Linked DNA regions of Mus musculus: region 1 is linked to region 2. Evidence: chromatin loops called from intact Hi-C (ENCODE). Cell type or tissue: left cerebral cortex. All regions are shown on one strand. Each heading gives the region's core, and the rest is flanking DNA. Links, peaks and the distances in the headings are about the cores only.

What was found. Peaks named below come from ENCODE experiments on the same cell type or tissue, not always from the same donor. Only the 100,000 strongest peaks of a DNase experiment are listed, where the experiment ranks them.
Region 1: it touches region 2 in a loop (7-fold over the local background); 26 of 42 quality-filtered maps call a loop at or near these places.

What each region holds. Positions count from the first base shown.
Region 1 is chr10:52,374,750-52,386,278 of GRCm38, forward strand. Gopc (golgi associated PDZ and coiled-coil motif containing) reads right to left here and starts at 7,375. Exons shown (of 9, transcript NM_001199272.1): 1 at 6,862-7,375. The coding sequence starts at 7,149. It also overlaps the pseudogene Rps19-ps10. In left cerebral cortex, for the core only: no CTCF peak of the experiment used is centred there; DNase peaks (open chromatin) are centred at 6,715, 6,948, 7,423 and 8,349; H3K4me3 peaks cover 3,511 bases; H3K27ac peaks cover 2,116 bases.
Region 2 is chr10:52,225,264-52,236,792 of GRCm38, forward strand. It overlaps Dcbld1 (discoidin, CUB and LCCL domain containing 1), which reads left to right and starts at 8,356. Exons shown (of 11, transcript NM_025705.4): 1 at 8,356-8,572. The coding sequence starts at 8,488. In left cerebral cortex, for the core only: CTCF peaks have their summits at 7,386 and 8,414; DNase peaks (open chromatin) are centred at 7,421, 7,825, 8,152, 8,509 and 1 more place; H3K4me3 peaks cover 1,820 bases; H3K27ac peaks cover 469 bases.

The DNA.
Region 1 (11,529 bases), core at 4,188-9,187, 150 kb after region 2:
AAAAAAAATCAGCAAACCACTTTAAAAATGATCCATGCATGATATTACATAATCATCCCTGGATAAAGAGCTACTCAACCTGCTAGACAGACCATTATTTATTAACAAACCAGTGGGGGAGGGTGTAGGAAGGTAGAGAGGTGGCAGAAATAAGTACAGAGATGTAGGCAACAGAGGAAAAAAGTACAAAGATAAATATGTATGAAAATGTCATAAGGAAACCCATTGTTTTATGTACTAAAAACAAAACAATTTAAAGACAAACCCATTGTATGAACAATTCATCCTACTGCTTTAGATTCTACATTACAGCCAGCCTTTAAGAAACTATCTCGGGCTGGAGAGATGACTCAGTGGTGAAGAGCACTGACTGCTCTTCCGAAGGTCCTGAGTTCAAATCCCAGCAACCACACAGTGGCTTACAACCATCTGTAATGAGATCTGATACCCTCTTCTGGTGCATCTGAAGACAGCTACATTGTACTTAGATATAATAATAAATAAATCTTTAAAAAAAAACTTGTTAAAAAAAAAAAAAAGAAACGATCTCATGTCTACAGCCACATACTATAAACACATCCCATCTTGTCTGATCTCCAAAGAAAGTATCTCTTATCACCTCTTTAAAGAAACTGTTTGTTTTACAACAGAGTGTCTCTGTATAGCCCTGGCTGGCCTCAAACTTGCTTTGTAGACCATGAAGGTCTGGAACTCACCAGATCTTCAGGCCTCTGCCTCCTGGGTTCCCACCAGAGGAAACAAGACAGTTATCCGACAGGGCTATCAGAATACACCTCCTCCCTTTCAAGCTACAGCTCTCTGCCTGGTCAAATTTTCTTCCTAGCAACAAAATGCTATCACAATAAAACTGAACACAAAAATAGATGCAAGAATCCAACTACTACTCCATTAAGCTAGATGTTAAAAGATTTGAAAAATAAAGAAAACAATGTTGCTCTGCTCACTCATTTTATTTGATTTTGGAAAAGCTATTTTAAATTTAAAATGGTATCAACATTAACAATGTGGTTGCATGCCTGCCATCATAATACTTGGGGGCCTGAAGCAGGAGAATCCCAAGGGGCCAGCAGAGACTTCATATTGAAACTTAAATGTTTACTGTCCATCCCCACCTAAATTAATATATATTAATATTCACAACTTTTAGTTTCAAGTTTTAAAACACACACACACACAGAGAGAGAGAGAGAGAGAGAGAGAGTGAGAGAGAGAGAGAGAGAGAGAGTCAGTCAGGCTCTCTTGTGTCCCCAAAATGTAAGTGCCAAGGGTCCTGAAATAAAGAAGTTGAGAATATTGTCAGTGCTTTTGAAAGGTCTATACCTGGATCATAAAGAGTAAGAATAAAGAATGGCAAGATACATCTTTCAGAGGTCAGATCCTACAGAGCTTGTCAGTCCTAAATAAGGATCCTGAGTTTTACCCAATTTGGAAGACACTAGTTCTCAGCATCACTTTGGTGAACATGAATTGGGGCTGGCGGCGCACTTAGTGACTACAGTACCAACAAATACACTTCCCTACCAGAAATGTGATCCCAGCTTCCTTTCTCTGCCACTGTGTCTACCTAAGACCAGCTCCTCTGCCTACATCTCCTTCACCTTAAATGCCTCCATTTCTTCATCATTACTACGTTCATTTCAACAACTTCCTTGTCCATCTAACACATTTCTTTGCTTTGGTGCTGGCTAAATCTAAGTATTACTAGCATTACTAAGTATTACTAGTTTACATACTTAAACAATAGTGTTGGGGAAGGCATACCACAAGGCACACTGACTGTCATGTTTATGATCAGCAACACCAACCAGGTCCTTTACTGCCTGGCAGCTCATATCTCTGGGCAATGGGACTTTCCCCTAATGTATATCTACAACAACCTCTTCCACTCTCTTCGAGTCCTTCCTCTTATTTCAGCAACTGACCTGAGCTAATTTAGAGAAGAAAAGTGAAAGAAGAATCACACAGAAATCCTGGTAACCTAGCCGGGTAATGATGGCACACACCTTTAATCCCAGCACTTGGGAGGCAGAGGCAGGCAGATTTCTGAGTTCGAGGCCAGCCTGGTCTACAGAGTGAGTCCCAGGACAGCCAGGGCTACACAGAGAAACCCTGTTTTGAAAAATCAAAAAAAAAAAAAAAAAAGAAAGAAAGAAAAAGAAAAGAAATCCTGGCAACCCTCTCACCCCATCTATTCTCATCACCTTTCACTCCTTACTATATAAATAATGCAAAGCCACTTACTGTGCCAGCTCTTTGTGTCTTATCTGTACCCAGCATCTTAATATTACCCATCTTGATATTACCCCACAGTATTCAGCTTTTCCCTTAAATATAAACATGTTCAAGTTTAGTTTTTTTCATTGAAAAACACAATAAAGTAAGTAATTCCTTCCCTGAAGCCTACTTTTGCCTTTCTAAGCTATGCATCCATACCCACCTCTTCCGGATGCTTCTCAACTGTCTCCCCAACCCCCTCCTAACATCAATTTGTTTGTACAGAATGATTTATTTAGCTTGGTGTGGGCCGCCTACATCCTTTCCATAATAATTATAAGCTTTTCTTAAGGAACTGCTGTGAAAATGAGATGAATATGTAAAAAACAAATTTAAGACAGAGTCTAATCCATAGTAACTGATCCATAAGGTTAGCTATATATCACTATTGCTAATAATGTCACAGATCCATCTGTCCAGACACAAGAACAATGCATCATAAAGTTGTCCGAAATTCCTTCATCCCTCCCTCCCTCTAATCCAGTTCTGGACTCTGTTGAATTTTACGTTTTAAGGTTCTCGTGCTCTGAACACTTTATATATATCACTTAGTTTATACTACCATAATGCCACATGGATACTTTGAAACTCTTGAAGAGTTTCTTGCATTCACTCTTATTTTCTCAAACTTTCTGCCAGGATAGCCTATTACATTAAAACTTGGATTTTATAACCAGGAGAGTCTAATCAAATCTATCTGGGACACACATCTAGTTTAAGAATGTTTGCTCCTGTTATGATAAAGCTCTAGTCTACGGCATAGCCTATGCAAGAAGGCAAGTCTGGCTCGCTACCTGCCAATACACATCTATCTGGCATCTCACTTCTTGTGTACATTCAACAATTCCCCAGATTTTCAGATGCACCATGAGCACCATCATACTTTCCACTTTCTAGTACACTGATTTTATACAATGTGAAATAGTATTTCTGTATCTCTTATCTTAATTTCTACTAGTCCACTACAGTCTTGGGTTGAGAGTACTTCCTTCAGGGAGATGGAGATAGGAGAAGCAGAGATGGAGGCAGCAATGACAAGAGTTCCTGTTTCAGAAATAAAAATAATGGAGCTGGGGAGATGGTTCAGTTGATAAAATGCTTGCTATGCAAGTATGTGCACTGAAGTTCAGATCCCAGCAACCAAGTAAAAAGCCAGACCCGGACAGGCATCTGCCACCCCAGGACATGCCAGGGGCTAACCGGCCAGCACAGTTTATCCAAATTGGCAAGCTCCAAGTTCACTGAGAGATCCTGTCTCAAAACAGGAGGAAGATACCTGATGTTGAACTTTCTCCTTTGCACACACACCCACACACCAATCCACCAACAAATAAATACAACAGTACAAACTTAAAGTGGCACAAAATCAAGTATATCATCAGTTTAATGTCAACATAACTTTTGACCAAGGCCTAACACTTCTCTAGTAATGATTTGCACACTAAATCACTTCAAAGAGACATTAACAAGTTCAGCTACTGTGGAAGAAAGACATGTAATAGAAGGTTTATTTTTTTGATTTTGGAAACAGGGTGTCATGTAGCCCAGGATGGTCCCAAATTCAATGTATAGCTGAGGGTGTCTTTGATCTTCCCCCCTCCACTTCCATAGTGTTGGGACTATAGGCAAGGACCACCATGTGCAGTCTAGGTGTATTGTTTTGCTATTATTTCTTAAAAGGAGCAAACAGAGCATACATTCCAAAACAGAGGTGAGTTATTTTAACGCACTGGCTCATGGCCTTTGGTCCTCTATGGCTATTACTGCCACTGTTACTCTTATTTTATTGGTGACTCTAGCTGGGCCTCAACCAACGGTCTCACCATAGCGGGAACTCTCAGGCAGGTAAAAGTTTGAGAAATTTAAGTTGAAATAGTGCCAACTCAAAATATTCTGATTTTTTTTTTCTTCAAACGTAGTCCTTTATATACATCTCTTGCCAAATATAACTTACTGCAAAAAGCTGCTACATGGATGGCATTTATATTTAATTTAAAAGGGAACTAATAATTTTTTTCAGTGTTTTCCAGCTCCTATTCTCTCTCTCTTCCCTCTCTGACCCCTTTCTCCTCCCCCCACGTGTTCCTGTCCAGTCTATTCTCCCCCCTCCAACCCCACTCCCCCATCTCTACTTCCTTCTCAACTCCCCTTCCCATGTCCTAAATAAACTCTACTCTATACTAAAAAAAAAAAGTGTTTTCCCAACCACTAGATTAATTTGATGTAGTATTACCTAAAAACAGAAGGACAGAGTAAAAGTTGCATTTTGGAAGGATATGAACGTTCCTTTTGTGTAAGTATTGTTTGTTTTATTCATTTATCTATATCTGTTTTCTTAAGACAGGGTTTCATGTGGCCCAGACTGGCCTGAAACTTCTGATCCTCCTGTCTCCACCATCTAAAGACTGAGATTACGGATACAAATTACCCACCCTGGAGTTATCCATGTCTTGAGACTATAAAAACATTCTATTATAAGTACTAATCTCTGAAACAACTAAACTTGGTATACGTTTATTACACGGATAGCAAGCAGCGTCACCTATGACTTCAGCATCCTTAAAGACTAGTCAGAAGGCCTAGTTTACTTATTGAGACAAAATTAAGACTGAGTAAGAAAGCACCAAAATCTCTTATAAGATTAACACTGAGGATCTCAGTAGATTGTCAACAGTTCACAGAACATCCCAAGAGTCTGAATATGGCACACTAGGTGTACTTGGAAAGTTGTGACTGGCCATAAGTCTTTTCACAGCAGTACACAGTTATAATACGAAAACTATGTAAGATGTCTTATGTATAAAAATTGTCACAGGTGAATCATGTATAGTTGAATATACTAAGCAGAAAAACCAAATTATCCTCCTCATCATTTCTAAGGTCTCTGAATCAAGAGTTGCAATTATACTGAAAACCACACACTGTGATATGCTAGCATTCTTTACTTTAAGAAGTAATGCTACTTCCTAAGATGGGACATGGACTTAGAATATGTAAGTATAATTTCCTGGAAAAAAAAACACGCAAGTTATTACATGCACAGTCTAGTAGAGAAATATTCTTTCAAATTATTTAAAAATTTAAAAAACTTGAATACCTTCTAGTCATAGGGAAAAAAATATTTTTCTCAAAATCAGACCTTATTGCTAACATCAGAAAGTACTATTGTTTAGCTTCCTTAGGTCATTTAAAAAACAAGTTAAAATTGTTTTATGTTTTAAAAGCCACTTATCTCCAGTATATGGTTAAATATGGAGATGGTATGTAAGTTATTTGGCAAAAGCTACTCTTAATCTTTGATCTTTAAAGCTAAAATACCATTTTAAAAGCCACTAAATACTACCTGAAAACTCAGCTTTAGGAATTACCATTCATTGGAGAAAAAAAAAAAAAATCAAGAGACAGCCTTATCTACACTTAATGCTTTTACATAAGTACTTTCATCCCACTCTTTCCAAAAAGAAACCATAGCATCCTGAATATGTAAGATGCTAATCAAATATTAGTGGCAAATGTTTTTCATGGCTAACTAATATGAAAGACTGTTGAGCACTAAGCAAGGACAGGAAACCAATCTAGCATACACATGAATCTGTACACAACAGGCCCTATCATTATTACAGTTAACAGTAAAGAGGAGCTCTTAAGAAAGCTAAGGCACAAAGAACTTCACACATAACAAAGTATCTCTCTTTTTTTTTAATCCTTTTTAAAATCAAAGAGCTACTCTCTACTGAAATTGTCTATTTTTAAAAGGTTTCCCATATAATGTTAGTACACCATAATTTCTAAATCTTGTAATACTGGCCTAGTTGAATTTTCCACACAAAATGGGAGGTTTGGAATTCCTGTTTGCAATCACACTCCCCTTGCTCTGATTAGAGACCTAAGCAAAGGATTGTCTTTACATAGTCTCAAAGGTCTGAAATTAGGGAAAATACTGTAAAATACAAAGACATACCATCTCACTCAATACTAGAAGTTATTTGAATATTGACAGCTCTAAAGACATAGCTGCCCGTAATATCTGCCAAGTGTGAATGTAAACTGAGAAGGTAGATAGGAACATATATATTCCATTACATTTCCCCAAGAGCTTTGATCGGATTCCCCTAAGTTCATGCATGTCTCTGTGTACAGACACGGACGTTGATCTGGGCTATTGGATGAAAATAATCAGAGCTGCATCTGTCTGAAAATACATCATCTAGCTTGTCATTATCAAAGCAGAAGAGGAGAGTTGAGGTATTCCCCGACAGAAGATCTTGGTAATAACACCTACAAGGCAGGTAGTGTGATTAGCTCCTGTCCCCACCGCATGAGATGCTGGGAGGTGGATGACAGGACGTCTGGAGACCCACACATCAGTCTGCATCCTTTTCCTCCCCCACCCGCTCCGCACTCCTTTGCTTCACTCACGTATAAAACGCACTCTCCATCGCATTCGAAGCTGAGGTGTCCAGTGGGTAGGTTTTTAAGGATCATTTTCCTAGTGCTTTAAATGGGATCTAACGACCTCGGACAGCCTGGGGTTGAATGCTATTGCTGCCAGCCCCCGAGGCTCACCTCAAGCTTGTGGTTGATCTGGGACACAGTCTGGGCTTTGTGGCATAGCTGCGCAAAGCAGGAGCTAAGGCTGGTCATCTTCTGACGCCCCTCATAAGTGATGTCCGCCTGGTCCGGATCGATCTCGCCCAAAAGCAGATCCACATCCACGAAGGCCTTGTCGAACTCCTTCTCCAGCACCTCAAGCCATCGGAACATGGACACCCCGCCAGGGGAGACCCCCACAGGGCAGGAGGAGCCCCCTGGGCCGCCGCCGGCTCCCGCCGGGCATGGGCCACCCGCCGACATGGCGCCGTCCAGGGCCTCGCCGACTGCTGCTCACTCTGGCCGCCCGCCCCGCGCGAGGGGAACTGCTAGCACCGCGGCGCCCCCCGCGCGCGCGCACACACAGACACACACGCACACACACACAGACACACACCCGCCGGTCCCCTCCCTTCCCTCGCGCCGCCAACGCCGGCAGCGCAGCTCCAGAGCAGCAAAGGAAGCGGGGCTGAAGCAGCGACAGCGACACGGAAGACCCGCCCCGCCCGCAAGCCGGCCCGCCCCCGCCGCGCGTGCGTAGCGGAGCCCAGAGCAGGCGCAGCCCAGAGGGAGAAAGTGGGCGGGGCCGTACGAGAGCTTAGCCAATGAAAAGCCTTCGCCTCCACAAGCCTGTCTGCGACCATTTTGACGACCGGCAAAACCCTGAGAAGCAAAGGGTTGAGGTGGCCCCTTGCAAGTGGGGAAGACCGGAGGAAGGGAAGGGAAAGATTCCACGTCGCAGAGGGGACCGGCTTCCGCCAGTTTGGCTTCACAGTGGGCCTGGAACCGGTCCACAGACGTCTAGCAAAGTTGCTACTGGGGTGTCAAGGGGCTCGGGTGGGAGCGGGGAGGGCCGTGTGTGCATGCGCAATAGCCACGTTTTCTCTTCCGATTTCCAGCTCTTAGGGCGGGAGGGTGGGGACACTGGCTAATGTTGCTAAACCTGACGGTGCATTCCAGCCAGAAGCTGCCTATGGAAGCTACTGAGCAAGTTTTGTTGAATCAATGGTTCCTCCTTCTATGATTGACAAGCTGGGGTTCTAGGCCAATGTATTATTACATACTAGCTGCCCCACCTCAGTGGTGTTACCTTGCTTGGGTAACAAGGTTTCCAAAGTTTACTTCACTTGGCAATTAAGGTAAAGTGAAAGTGTTATCACTTGGTACATAGCACTCATCTTACTGCATCACAGATCGTATATTTCTAAAGCAACCACTTGGGATGCTGTAATCATCTTATAAACTAGTATTGTGCTCGTTCCCATGTTATTTTCATATGTTCATAAACATTGAATACATATCCCGATTGAGGCACTGAGGACATAAAATCTAATGAAACGACCTCATCCAAGCCGAACTAGTAAGACAGTGAGGCTCTCACGACTTTTAATTCCAGTGTTGCGTGCATTTGAGAGCATTTATCAAGAGCTTTCTTTGTGTCCTGCCTCTCATCTCTTCCACTTCTCCAACTCCACCCCTGTCTAAACCAACAGTAGACTGTCCGGAAGGGAAAGGAGAAGCCAGACTAATTAGAGTAGGCAGGTAGGAATTGTGCTTCCTGACTCGCCTACGGGAGTATGTGGAAAATTAGTCCATAATCTTTCGGAAGTTGTTCTTGGGACGGACCTTTCTAATAAATCATCAACCAAAGTCTGCATGGCATTGTGTGCCTCTCATCAAAGCAGTACCAATAAGAATTAAGAAATAACAGATTTAGTTTGCACTCTGGTTACTCCAATGCATGACTGCTTACCATCAAGCAAAAGCTATTATGACTTCAGCAAACTTAGACAAGTAAAACTAACCATGCAACTCTTCCCTTGAGTTTAGTCAGAGACTGTCTCATAGGCTTAGTACACAATAGTATAAAACATCCTCTTCGAATGGTTGGTTGTATTTTATATATAAATATATAATAAAATAATTTATCTATATCTACCTACCTATACACACACACACACACACACATCCCACTATCTGCTACTTAGCAGTAGATGTGACTATGTAGCAGTTGCCACATCCTGTGTGCTCATTTTCTTGGTATTCAGTGGTGACTTTAAATGTTTATGAGGTTTCCTAATAGAACATTTTGCCCGCTTTGATTTGGGATTTTGCAATTCTGGAAGTCACAACAGAACATGAATGTGGAAAAAGAGGCTTGATGGGTGTTTGGCCTAAATGTGTGTGTGTGTGTGTGTGTTTGCCCTAAATGTATGTGTATGTCTGTGTATCATAAGCATGCATGGCTCTCACAAAGGCCAGAATAGAGTACCAGACCCTCTGGAACTGGAATTACAGATTCTGTTAGCCACTATGTGAGTTCTAGGAACTAAATTCCTCTTCAGCAAATACTCTTATCTACTAAGCCATCTCTCCAGTCTCCTTGCCTACCACCCCTCATGCCAGTCTGTTATATTTTTGTATACAATATTTGCAAGAACACTGAGAAAACTCCAGGCTATTTTCTCTAATGATACTTCTCCCTGCCTGCTGAGGAACATGAAATAAATAAATAAAACTTACTGTGTGAGAATGGGGAAATACTTGGAACAATAACGATACCTTTTAATTAAGAATGCTCTATGTATAGAGTTATTTCTTTGATTCTCAAAGCATCCTACAGTAAGTATAATTACTCTTTTATAAGTACATTGTAGACAGATTAAATGTTTTAGTAATGGCACACAGCAGACATTTTAATGTAGGTCTCTTTGGCATTAGCTACAGGATACAGAAGAATAAGGAATCTATTTCATATTGCTAGTATGAAAAATTGGCAGACCTTTTGTGAAAGCCTTTTGAGACAGTATTTCTCAGGTGTATACATATAAAACTATAAACAACGTGTAAAAATGCATTTCCCATTGTAACGCCTTTTAGATAAATCACACAAGTGCAAATTATATTTCTTTTAAAATACCAAATTTACTAATTACGTGAGAGACTCTGAAGTATATTTTGTGCTTATGTGACCATTCTTTTATTTTTTTAATGAATGAGACAATTTATTAACCCAGCATCCATCTAATGCTTCTTGTTGGCAGTTGCCACCTGTCCTGAGATCCTGTCCAGATCTCTCTGTCCCTGAGGTGTTAGCTTTCCGCCCCCATCTTGGTCCTTTTCCACCATTTTCAGCCCCTCCAGGGCTTGGAGGTCCCGGTGGGCCACACTCTTAGAGCCGCTGCTGAAGTGGCTGGGCCTGACACCATTTCTCTGCCTTCCTCTGTAGATCTTGGTCATAGAACCAACCCCTGCACCCCCGTGGAGGTACAGGTGCCGTGCTGTGGAAGCAGCTCATGTGTAGAACCAGTTCTCATATGGGGCAAGCTCTTTATGTTTGGCCAGCTTGACTGTTTCCACCCATTCGGGGACTTTCAGCTTCCCGGACTTTTTGAGGAAGGCTGCCAGAGCTCTGACGAACTCCTGCTGGTTAATGTCTTTTACAGTAGCTCCAGGCATCCTGCGGCGCTGCCAGCCAGGGGAAAGGAGTGACCATTGTTCTTATGGCTGATAATGATCCTAATTTTCAGCATGAAAGAACCCAACTTCATTTCTATCACAGCCTTTACAACTTCAAGTAATGCCATGTCATACCTTGGATGTCTCAGGTTAGTTTCATGTCACATGGTCACATGTCACATTATTATACTACATCTTATGGACTGCCACATTCTATGGACTCATTATCGTAGTATTCATTGATGACTTTAAATGCACATGAGGTGTCCTAATAGAACATTTTGCCTACTCTAATTTGGGATTTTGCAGTTGTGGAAGTCTCAATAGAACAGGCAAGTGGAAAAAGAGGCTCAGTGGTCAGGTGCTGCCATCTGTTGTCAGTGTGCTCTATCTGCATTTGTTGCTTTGTCTTTGCTGGCATTTGGACTTGGATGTTTTGTATTGTGACACTTTCACATGGCTTTAAAAAGACTGTTGGGTTGGGAGATATTTCCAACTCATAAATCATGCTTGTGTGATTTAAAATAAAATAATATAACTAAAACTAGTCTGTCTTTAATTTGTCATTGTTGCTTTGAGACAGGGTCTTGCTATGTATCTCTCTGGCTGGCCGGGATCTTGTTTATAGACCAGGGTGGCCTAAAATTTCTAACAATCATCCTGTCTCTGCCTCTCAACTGCTGAGTTTCAGACATTCAGATTGACAATCTTGTTTTGTTCATATTGAGTTTTACCACTAAAGACAGAGTGAAGACTGAGGAAACCAGAGAAAGTGGGAAGATTCTGGTGTGTCCTTTGGTAGTTGGTTGGTATCTGTAAAGTCAGTGAATGGTGTAGATTCCTCTAGTGCACCACCAATCGTAGTGACACTAGAAAATATGGAAAGCCTGCCTTGCACAGGCTAGTGAGACTATTGAGTTTTAAAGTCTACTCTGTTCCAAGGTTTATGCTAAGCATTCTGTGTTCCCATTGATTTCCTGTAGCCCTGCCAGGAGTAGGAAAAGAGATTAGATTCTCTGAGTAGTTTTAAACAGTTGTATGATGGGTTAAGAAATGTCAGGAAAGTATTGCCATTTTCTTTTAACAATGTGGGGAAGCCTCAGAACATTGTACTTATTTTATAGTCATGATATTTGTCAAATAAAATTGTTATGATTTATACATTTGAGAAATTCATACAAAAGA
Region 2 (11,529 bases), core at 4,302-9,301:
CAATAGTGGACACCCAAGAACTCACAAGAGACCAAGCTTGATGCAAACCACATGAGGTTTTATTCGGGGAAAGCCAGAGCTCTGGGGACGACTCATATCCCACACAGGGGTAGAGGAGTCTACCACGAGGGAAAAGAGGTCTCAGTTTTTATAGGCCCTCGGGGGGGGGGAGAATTGGGGAGTAGGGGATTTTCAGATCTAAACAATGTCTATTCTCAAGAAATGGGTATGGGAGGGGTACAAGGAAAAAGTCTGGTGCAGGTGTAGCAACTCAGGATTGGCCCGACTGTGGTTGCTGGGGAGATTTTCCAACTCTTCCCCAGCAACCAATATCACAAACACCTGGCAATGGGCTTCATCAGTGGGCACACACATGGGTCAAGGAATGGTCAAAACATTGGCAGACACACGAGTTCTAGGAGTGACCAGAGCATTGTGCACCTCTATTTTTCTAAATCAGTGAAGCTAGTTCTGCTAGCAATGAAATCTATTTTGCCAATTTCAGGGCTTCTGTGACCTTTTACATTCTGTCAGGATCTTTCACTGCACATGTGTCAAGTGCCTCTCGCTGGTCTTGCTTCTCAGCCATTCTTTACAGGGACTGCCCAGCTTTCGGTTTCTAATCACCCAGGTTCCATTTGGCTTCTTCTCTTCCCCCTTTAATTACCTTCAGTACCAAGGCTGAGTAACCACCTCATGGAAAGGCAGACGATCAGTATGCACATAAGGCCACTCCTTAATTATTTGTGCATTCTCCATAGCCTTTCTGCTCTCTCTTTTCCCTGTAGGCAACAGTAGCAATGTGGTCAATGTGTTTATTTGAATGTTTACATACCATGCATTTGTGTGTGTGTATATGTGTATGTGCTTTGCTTTTAATTTTTTTTATTTTTTTTAATTCTTTAATCTTTTTTTTAACAATCCAGTGTTTATTCCCCTCCCTGTCTACTCTCTGACAGTTTCTTATTCCATACCTCCCCCCATCCCTGGTCTCCAAGACTATGTCTCCACCTCTACCCCACCAGACCTCCCCATTCCCTGGGGCACCAAGTCTCTCGAGGGTTAGGTGCATCTTCTCTGATTGAGGTCAGACCAGGCAGTCCTCTGCTGTATATGTGTTGGGGGCCTCATATCATCTGGTGTATACTGCCTGGTTGGTGGCTCGGTGTCTGAGAGATCTCAGGGGTCCAGGTTAGTTGAGACTGCTGGTCTTCCTACAGGATAGCCCTCCTCCTGCAGTTCTTTCAGACAGGAACTATTCTGAGTCAGTGTTTTTGACTGTGGGATGGCAACCCCATCCCTCCACTTGATGCCCTGTCTTTCTACTGGATGTGGACTCCACAAGTTACACCTCCCCACTCTAGAGCATTTCATCTCTCACCTCCCAGGTCTCTGGTACATTCTAGAGGGGTGTCTTTTCATAGCAATAGAAACCGTAACTAAGACAGCCCTCTCTCCGTCCTCTTTTTCAATTTCCCTTGTTCCTTTCTTCTTCCTCTCTTGCTCCTCCTCTCACCCCAATGGCCAGGTTCAGTCTGCTGGCTATGTTTAATCTACTAATTCCTCCCCCTACTCTAAAGTCCTCCAGATACCTCTGGCTGTACTCTCCCTCATACCTACAATAGAAACCTTCTCCTCAACCAGACCTTGGAATAGTCATGACCTTACATACTGATCTCCCAACCTCTACCAGTTAAGTGCTAAAATTGTAGGTAAGCACCACCCCCTCCCCAAACATAAAAATATAGATCTTTAGGGTCACCGAGATGACTTACTGGGTAAGCAGAACAGTTGCTTGAAGCCTTATAACATGGGTCTGGACCCTACAGTGCACAATGTGGATTGTTTATCCTGTGAAAGTAAGAGGCAATGTGTGTGTGTGTGTGTGTGTGTGTGTGTGTGTGTGGCCATACATGTTAGCTTGCCATATATCCAAGGATGGTTTTGAGCTCTTGACCCTCCTGAGTGCTAAACATATATGTATATGATGCATAGTAGAGAGAACAGCTGCAGAACTAAAAATCTAGTGTCTAGGCTGAGAAAGGACATTTGAGGCCAGTATTTTCTCACCACAAGCTATAGTATTCGAGAATTCTTTCCAGACATAGACACCATGGCTTCCCAATAACTATCAGCAACAAGTTGTTCTGTTTTTTAAGCAACAGGGAAGCTGGGTGAGGTAATGCATGCCTATAGGTTTAGCACTCAAGAGGATCAAGAATTCAAGGCTGTCCTTGGATGTATAGCAAGCTAACATGTAAGTCAAGCACAAACTAGAGAGGATCCTATCTCAAAATCACAACAGGAAGACCTTATTTCTGAGCCGGACGTGGCGGCACATGCCTTTAATCCCAGCACAGCCAGAGGCAGAGGCAGGCAGATTTCTGAGTTCAAGGCCAGCCTGGTCTACAAAGTGAGTTCCAGGACAGCCAGGGCTATACAAAGAAACCCTGTCTCAAAAAAACAGAAAACAAAAACAACAACAACAACAACAAAAAAGACCTTATTTCTGTCCATGCTTGGTAGCAGGAGACAGATGCCTGTACAGTTTACATTTTATATCTCGGATCTCATCTTCATGGTCATTTCCATTTTATATCTCAGGGTCACTCTAGTTTAAGGATAAAATTTACTAGGTCGTCAGACTGAACCAAAATCCATTTTGAAGTTTTCTACTTACTTTAGAAACATATTAGGTTTACATTTCTATTTAATTTCTCTTATTAAAGCAAGCTAAGGCATATATACTATATACACAAACAAGGTAGGATTTTATCTGCCACTATTTGTTGTAATATAAGGGCTAATGAAAACAAGCATACATTGCGATAAGATATGCAAAATGAACAGTGGATGGTAACTAGAGGGATTGGTATGTCAATCATTGATGAGAGACCCCTCCCTATGACTGCTTTCTACCTTACTGTGGGACTCATCCAGGTGAATAGTGTTTCCCTTAGAGAAACTTAGTTGGGTTATAATACCTTAGATTTAAAAAACAAAGTCAAAATGAAACCAGATATGGTGGTGCATCTTTTAATTCCAGCACTTGGGAGGCAGAGACCGGCAGGTAGATCTCTGAATTTGAGATCAGCCTGATCAACAGAGTAAGTCCCAGGACAGCCAGGGCTACAGAGAGAAACTCTGTCTAGGAGAACAACAGCAAAAAGTCAAAAGTCTGGAGAGAAGGGGTGATGGTTAAGAGCACATGCTGCTCTTACAGAAGACCCCAATTCAGAGCACATGAGCACATGAGCTCAGCGGTTAAGAGCACTGACTGTTCTTCTGAAGGCCCTGAGTTCAAATCCCAGCAACCACATGGCAACTCACAGCTATTGGAACTCCAGTTCCAGAGGATCTGACCACTCTTATGGCCATCCTTAGGCATCAGGCTTGCACACACTGTACATACATGTATACATGAACACAAAAGGCTCATACACAGAAAATAAAAATAAATAATCCAAAATCTTTTTTTTTAATCTAGGGGAGGGCTAGAGAGATGGCTCAGCGGTTAAGAGCACTGGCTGTGCTTCCAAAGGTCCTGAGTTCAATTCCCAGCAACCACATGGCAGCTCACAAACATCTGTAATGGGATCTGATGCTCTCTTCTGGTGTCTGAAGACAGCTACAGTGTTTTCATATAAATAAAATAAATCTTTAAAAAAAGCGAGATGAAATCTTTTTTTAAGATGAATAGAAATTTAAGATTTATTTATTTTATTATATGTAAGTACACTATAGCTGTCTTCAGACGCTCCAGCAGAGGATGACAGATCTCATTATGGATGGTTGTGAACCACCATGTGGTTGCTGGGATTTGAACTCAGGGCCTTCAGAAGAACAGTCAGTCCTCTTAACCACTGAGCCACCTCTCCAGCCCACTAGGTGAAATCTTAAGATTAAAACAGGCACATTCGCTTGATGTAAGAATTTGTGGCTTGATATATTAGTTTAGCAATGCTTCTTTGTGTCATTATATAGGAAAATATAATAGTTTTTATACATTTACATTTGGTAGCCCATCCTGCTGAGCTAAGTCTGGGTCATTCCTCCCTGTCCTGGCATGGTCAATGTTGAGATCAGATTATGCACTTAATACTCAAAGTTATTTCTATTGTATGAAAGAGGTTTATTTGTTTATTTGTTTTTGTTTTCAGCTATGCATTGCCTTGTGAGGTTCCGTTAAAAATAAAAATGCATTCAGAAGGATTTATTTTCATTTTCTGGCATGAGTTTGCCTTTGTGCATCTTAATTGCTGGGACTGCAAACATGTGTCACCTCGCCTAGCTTTGCCTGCTTTTTCTCAGAGGCATATCATCACTCTATAGCCCAGGCTGTCAGTGAAGTCCTACCTCATCTCCTAGAATGTTGGAGTCCCAAGCCTGTATCCTACTTATGGCTACTGTTTTTTCTCTTAGCTTGTGGGAGTTGGCTCTCCTTCCATTATGTGGGTTCCAGTAGTTCAACTTTGGTCCTGCCGCATCTTTACCTACTGACCTTTGTGGGGGTTTTTTGTAGAGAAATCTTTCTTCATGTTTGAGAAAAGGATGGTATAATGGAAGACCGTGGGTCCTCCCCGCCTCCAGATTCTCAATCTTTTCCTGTATCTGGCTGAGGATTTCAATATAGAAAGATAAAACTATTCCTATCAAAGTATCGACTGAGATGAAAGAGGTCACCAGGGCTCCCATGACTCAATGGATTCCTCAGTGGTCAACAATGCTCCTGGTCATCTTTGCTTGTCGTCGTTCATGGCTCTCAGAGCTAAACTTGCTAGAGGCAGCCAGGAGTTGTCCAAATTCACTTTCTTAGAAATGAACTTAAGAGAAGGACATTGGACAGAGGGACGGCTCAGCTGTCAAGCAAGACTAACCCGAGTTCAAGCCTAGGGTCCTGCAAAGTGGAAAGACAGAAGGAACTCTTACAAACATCCCTCTCTTCCACTCTCTTCCACGTGTGTGGACCCACACAGACACACACAACAGATAAAAATGTGATTTAAAAATTTTAATTAAAAGTCTGTTTTGGACTCCTCCATTGTTGGTGGGATTGCAAGCTTGTAACAATCACTCTGGAAATCAGTCTGGTGGTTCCTTAGAAAATTGGACATAGTACTACCAGAGGATCCTGCAATACCTCTCCTGGGCATATATCCAGAAAATGTTCCAACCGGTAAGAAAGACACATGATCCACTATGTTCATAGCAGCCTTATTTATAATAGCCAGAAGCTGGAAAGAACCCAGATGCCCCTCAACAGAGGAATGGATACAGAAAATGTGGTACATTTACACAATGGAGTACTACTCAGCTATTAAAAAGAATGAATTTATGAAATTCCTAGGCAAATGGTTGGACCTGGAGGGCATCATCCTGAGTGAGGTAACCTAATCACAAAAGAACTCAAATGATATGTTCTCACTGATAAGTGGATATTAGCCCAGAAACTTAGAATATCCAAGATATAAGATACAATTTTTGAAATACATGAAACTCAAGAAGGAAGACCAAAGTGTGGACACTTTGCCCCTTCTTAGAATTTGAAACAATCACCCATCGAAGGAGTTACAGAGACAAAGTTTGGAGCTGAGACAAAAGGATGGACCATCTAGAGACTGCCATATCCAGGAATCCATCCCATAATCAGCCTCCAACATTGACACCATTGCATACACTAGCAAGATTTTGCTGAAAGGACCCAGATATGGCTGTCTCTTGTGAGACTATGCCGGGGCCTAGCAAACACAGGAGTGGATGCTCACAGTCAGCTATGGATCACAGGGCCCCCAATGGAGGAGCTAGAGAATACCCAAGGAGCTAAAGGGAACTGCAACCCTATAGGTGGAACAACAATATGAACTAACCAGTACCCCGGAGCTCTTGTCTCTAGCTGCATATGTATCAAAAGATAGCCTAGTCGGCCATCACTGGAAAGAGAGGCCCATTGGTCATGCAAACTTTATATGCCCTAGTACAGGGGAACGCCAGGGCCAAAAAGTGGGAGTAGGTGGGTAGGGGAGTGAGGGGGAGGGTATGGGGGACTTTTGGGATATTGGGATAGCATTGGAAATGTAAATGAGGAAAATACCTAGTAAAAATATTTAAAAAGATAAAAAATGAACAAAAAAGAAAAAAAAAAAACCGTCGGTTTTGGTAGCCAAATTAATCTTAGCACCTGGAAAACAGAGGCAGGTGGATATCTGTAAGTTCCAGGGCAGCCAGAGCTGCATAGTTAGGTTCTGTCCCAAATAAAAAAATAAAAAATAAAAAAAATATTTTTTGAAAGAAAAGAAGGTGAAGCTAGCAAATGTTTCCTTATTGAGGTAAATTTTTACGGTGTGTATGAAGATACTCAGTATTTTCATAAAAGTATATTTACTTTTGATTTGAAGATAAGCCTACTGTTTAAGTACATCCTTTACACTCCCGATCTTTATATACTGTCTTAGTCAGGGTTTCTATTCCTGCACAAACATCATGACCAAGAAGCAAGTTGGGGGAGGAAAGGGTTTATTCGGCTTACACTTCCATACTGCTGTTCATCACTGAAAGAAGTCAGGACTGGAACTCAAGCAGGTCAGGAAGCAGGAGCTGATGCAGAGGCCATGGAGGGATGTTCTTTGCTGGCTTGCTTGTTTCTCCTGGCTTGCTCAGCCTGCTTTCTTATGGAAGCCAAGACTACCAGCCCAGAGATGGTCCCACCCACAAGGGGCCTTTCCCCCTTGATCACTAATTGAGAAGATGCCTTCCAGTTGGATCTCATGGAGGCATTTCCTCAACTGAAGCTCCTTTCTCTGTGATAACTCCAGCTGTGTCAAGTTGACACAAAACCAGCCAGGACATATACATATTTATTTCCTCTCTATGACAACTGGGGAAGAGTTAACATGAAGGCAAGCGAATGTGTCCCAGTCAGAGACTGGCTCTACACTCAGATCTAAGAAAGGCTCAGTTGGAAAGCTGTAAGTCTTTCCTCTGAGGTTGCCATAAAGGAAGGTGCAAAGTCCACTGCCAAATCACACTTGGAATCTCAAAAGTTAAAGTGTAAACCAGGCAGGATATGAAGGCCTGCCTGTATTCCCCTATCTCAGAGGTGGGGGAAGAAGGTTCAGGAGTTCCAAGGTCAGCCTCCGGCTACTTAGCAAACTACTCAATACCAGCCAGGAAGACAAGAGAAGCCCTCAGAACACAGACGATAAACCTCAATCTCAAAACAACAAAACATTTTTAAGGCAAAAAGTTATCCTACCTGTCAGCTTAGGCTTGGAGTTGGAGAAAATTCCAAAGGTCACTTGGCCTTGGAGGGTCTGATCTTCCTCAGCTGCCGAGACCACCCCACCCCGACGCACTCTAGATGTAATAATTCCCAGAGGCCACGAGGTGGTGTGTGAGTTAGAGCTAAGGTTGTGGCCACGCAGAGGAAAGTCACGGGGGGGACCTAAAGGTGACAGTCCTTAAAACGAGTATTAACCGTTTCTCTGTTCAATTTGACGACCAGGACTCCAATTGAACGACCCAGTAATGGGCTCTAAACTCCTCCGCGGTCCATCGAACCTAATCTCAAGACTTTCCCACCACCTCAGAGAGCGCCTCAAACATTGCTCAGTCTGAAGTTTTCCAGACTGCTCTGGGGACTCTGCAGTTTACATATCTCTTACTGGTCCTACTCTGCACGTCTTTTCCCACATCTGGCCAGGCACCCACCTGTCTACTGAGCTTCAGCTCCAACTGGCCCCTTCCCGCCCTTTAATCCTCTGAACAACCTGGGCACGAACTCAGCTCTCTGTCTTTTACTCTCGCTTTGCTCCCAGCTGCCTTTTCACCATCCAATTAGATCTCTCCAAATGTGCTCCAAATATACTGTCCATGTTACAGACTGCAGTTTGTAGTGAGCGATTATTTCTAAGCTCTGCAAATGCCGAGTGAATTTAAGCACCCAGCCGCGTAGAAAGTTGAGTTAAACAACGGAATGAATGAAGAGAGAGAGAGAGAGAGATGGAGAGAGAGAGAGAATGAATGAATGAATGAATGAATGGACTTGAACTGCCATCATCCCATCAGATTTCAGATGCCTTGCATAGCCTTGGCAGACCAGCTCTAGGGTAGAGCTGACAAACTGCCAGAGGGGCGGAGTCTCGGTGAACCCCCGGGCTCTGGCGAGCCTGCGTGCCAGGTGAATTTTTGATTTTCATTTTCTAGTGAATCCGGGCAGGTGGCGCGGGGGCGGGGTGGGGTGAGGGGGAAACTGGGCGCCCCCCTTGGGAGACCGGTGGTGCGGCTGATCACCCCGGGGAGGGGGCGGGGCGGGGCGGGGCAGGGCGGGGAGGACACGCCCTCTCGCGGGCGCGGGCCGCCCAGAGGGATCTGTGCCGTGTGCCCGCGCCGCGCCGGGCCGGGCCGCGAAGGAGGCTGCCCTAGGCGGGCAGCGGCAGTGTAGAGCCGGGCCGGGAGGCCGATCCTGCGGGTCTGGAGTCCGGCGGGACCATGGGGACCGGGGCTGGTGGGCCGAGTGTCCTGGCGCTGCTGTTCGCCGTGTGTGCTCCGCTCCGGTTGCAGGCGGAGGAGCTGGGTGAGTGGGGGACTCGGGGCTCCGGGAGGGCTGTGTTGTGGGCCTCGGGGGAGCCTGGCGAGAGGCGGGCGGTCTCCGCCAGGCGGGGGATGGATTGAAGTCAGAGGGTGCATTTCGGATCGCGCCCCGATACTCTTTCCTTCCCCCCCATAAACGAGCCCGGCAGCTTGGCGCCTGTTCCCCGGCTGCCTTCGCGGTGTCCCCGCCCGGCCGGCCACTTAGTTCCCAGATTTCCCGACCCTTCCCGGCGGGTGCGAGTGGCCTGGCCCCGGGTGCTCGCCCGGCGTTGCCCCGCCAGCTCCTAGTCTCTGCCTGCAAGAGGGGGTTCTTCTGCGAGGCTGCCCCGGAGCCGACTGCAAACAGGGCCCCCGTTGCCTCACGCGTGTCCGGTGGTGATCGGAGTTGGAACCTTGCGACTCTGGTCCCTCAAGGGTATTTGAGCGAGTCGACTGCGGCCCAGGCTGCTTTTCCTCGGTAGCTGATCTTTGGCTTCCAGCGCCACCGAATTTTCTCTCAGACCACCAGATTAAGGCAGGAAACTGGTTTCCCAGCCCTACATGGCCCTACTCCATTAATCTGCTTTAATTAGTTCTCCTTGGATAGGACGAGCCACCTTTCTGTGGGTTCTCCCCCCCACCCCCCACCCTTTTCGGGTTTTGTTCCTCTCCTCCTGCCTTTGCTCCTCTGTAACTGGGGTTAATTAATGGCAGTGAGTTTATGCAGAATACTTGAATACCGCCCCCGCCCCCGCTATGCTTTCTGGGGGAACAGAAATCGAAGCTAAACTCATCGCTGGATTTTTTTTTTTTCATTGAACAATGTATTCGTTCACCCAAACATTCAGCAAGTTGATAGCATTAAAAAAAAGTGAAGTTATTTTGTTTAGAGTTACGGTAACACAGTCTAACGTGTGTTAGAATTGCACTGTGTAAGGTTTTATGAATGCTTTATAAACATGCTGTTTTGTTTGAGTTTTGGCGGCGCTCGGGAACTTGTGCAAGGCAAGCCTTTCAACAACCAAACTATATTCCAGTCATTGGATGTCTTAATAACTGAAGACACTTTCTCAAGTCGATATTTGAAACTGTAACATTCTACATTTATTTGGTGTGGGTTTTAAAGAAAATTTAGTTTTAGTGATGTGTATTTGTGTGTGGGTTGAGATGTACACGTTGAGTGCAGATACCCACCGAGACCATAAGCAACTAGTCTCTTGGACCTGCAGCTACAGGCAGAAGTGAGCCTGAAAGAACAGTATGTGCTTTTAACCTCTGAGACATCCTTGCAACCCCATTTTACATATTTTTATTGAATTTCTTGTTATTATTAATATTTGCGGTTTGAGACACCACTCTTGAATTCATAGCAAACCTCTTCATGCTTCCCAAGTGCTGGGAGTGCCACTGTATCCAGCTCAGTTGGTTGTTTTGTTTCTGGCTTCTGCCTATTCTTAAAGGTTTTTTTTTTTTTTTTTACTTTGTTTTAGATTATGTTTTGGAATGTGGGTATGGGCATGTGAGTGCCCAGAAGCCCCCTGTGACTAGAATCAGTTGTGACCACCTGCTTTGGATGCTCAGAACTGAACTCCGGTCCTCTGCAGGAGCTATAGCGTCTCTTAACTGCCACAGCTCATTATTATTTTTTTTTCCTTTCTATATTCCTTCCTTGCTTTTTGTTTATTTGTTTGAGACAGGATCTTTTGCAGACTTCCTGCTTCAAACTCTCTGTTTAGCCTGGATGCCTGATGCTCTTTCCTCAGCCTCTGAAGATGGTATTGTAGTGGTGGAAAGGCGCTTGGCTTTGTAGTCTGTGAGTCCGCCTCACAGCAGGTCCACCACGTGAAAAGGCTAGCCTGGGCTAAGGGAGGACTTCAGAAGATGGTTGTTTAGATTCTTAGCCAGCTTCAGATTTTAGACCTTGTTGCCTTTGACTGATGGACGGTGCTGCCATTAGGTTTAGCGTGGAACATCCTATGTATTGGGGACTTTAAAATAAATGAGCACTCACTCACCACTAGCTGAGGCACTTTGGAAACAGAGGCAGGAGGATTGCCTCCAATTTAAGGCTAGTCTGGATTACATAAACAAGTATGGGAATTCACACACCCAAGGTAAAACTTAAGTTTGGGATATTTACCGAAAGAGTATTGTTAGGCTGATTTTCTTTAAACTCTCATTTTTTTATTGTCTGTGTACTGTGTGCATATGTGTGGAGATAAGAGGACAACTTGCAGGAATCCTTCCACCAAGTGGACTCTAGGGATCAAACTCAGGTCCACAAACCCCTCTGGCAGCAAACCCCTTTACATCTTATCTGCCCTGTTTTTTGTTTTTGAGGCAAGGTCTCACTCACTCTGTGCCCAGAATGGCCTAGGGTTCATTATGTAACAAGGCTATTCCCACACTTGCTATGTAACCAAGAATGATCTTTCAGCTCCTATCCTAATCCTCCTGCTCCATCTGCCAAGTGCTAGGATTGCAGCCTGCACTATCACATATGGCTTCTATAAGTTTTAAAGGCGTTTTCACAGCTGTGGTCTTCCGGAGTACATGGTAGGACGGGTTTTCAAGTGTTCGTAAATGTACAGACTTTAGGTCTAGGGATTTGCTTCAGGGTCTAAGTTATGGGGTTGGTGTCTTAGTTTGGGTTTCTATTGCTGTGGAGAGATACCATGACCACAGCAACTCTTATAAAGGAAAACACTTCATTTGGGCTGGTTCAGAGGTTTTGTCTATGACATGAAACATGGTAGTGTGCCAGCAAACATGGTGCTGGAGAAGGAGCTGAGTGAACTGACTTGAGATTCTGAGACCCCAAAACCTACTCCTTAGTGATACACCTCTTCCTCCAAGACCACACCTCCCTATGAGCCTATGGGGCCATTTTTATTCAAGCCACCACAGTTGGACAGTGTCAGGTATGAAATCATTGCTCTCAATGCTCAACGTTGACTTGGA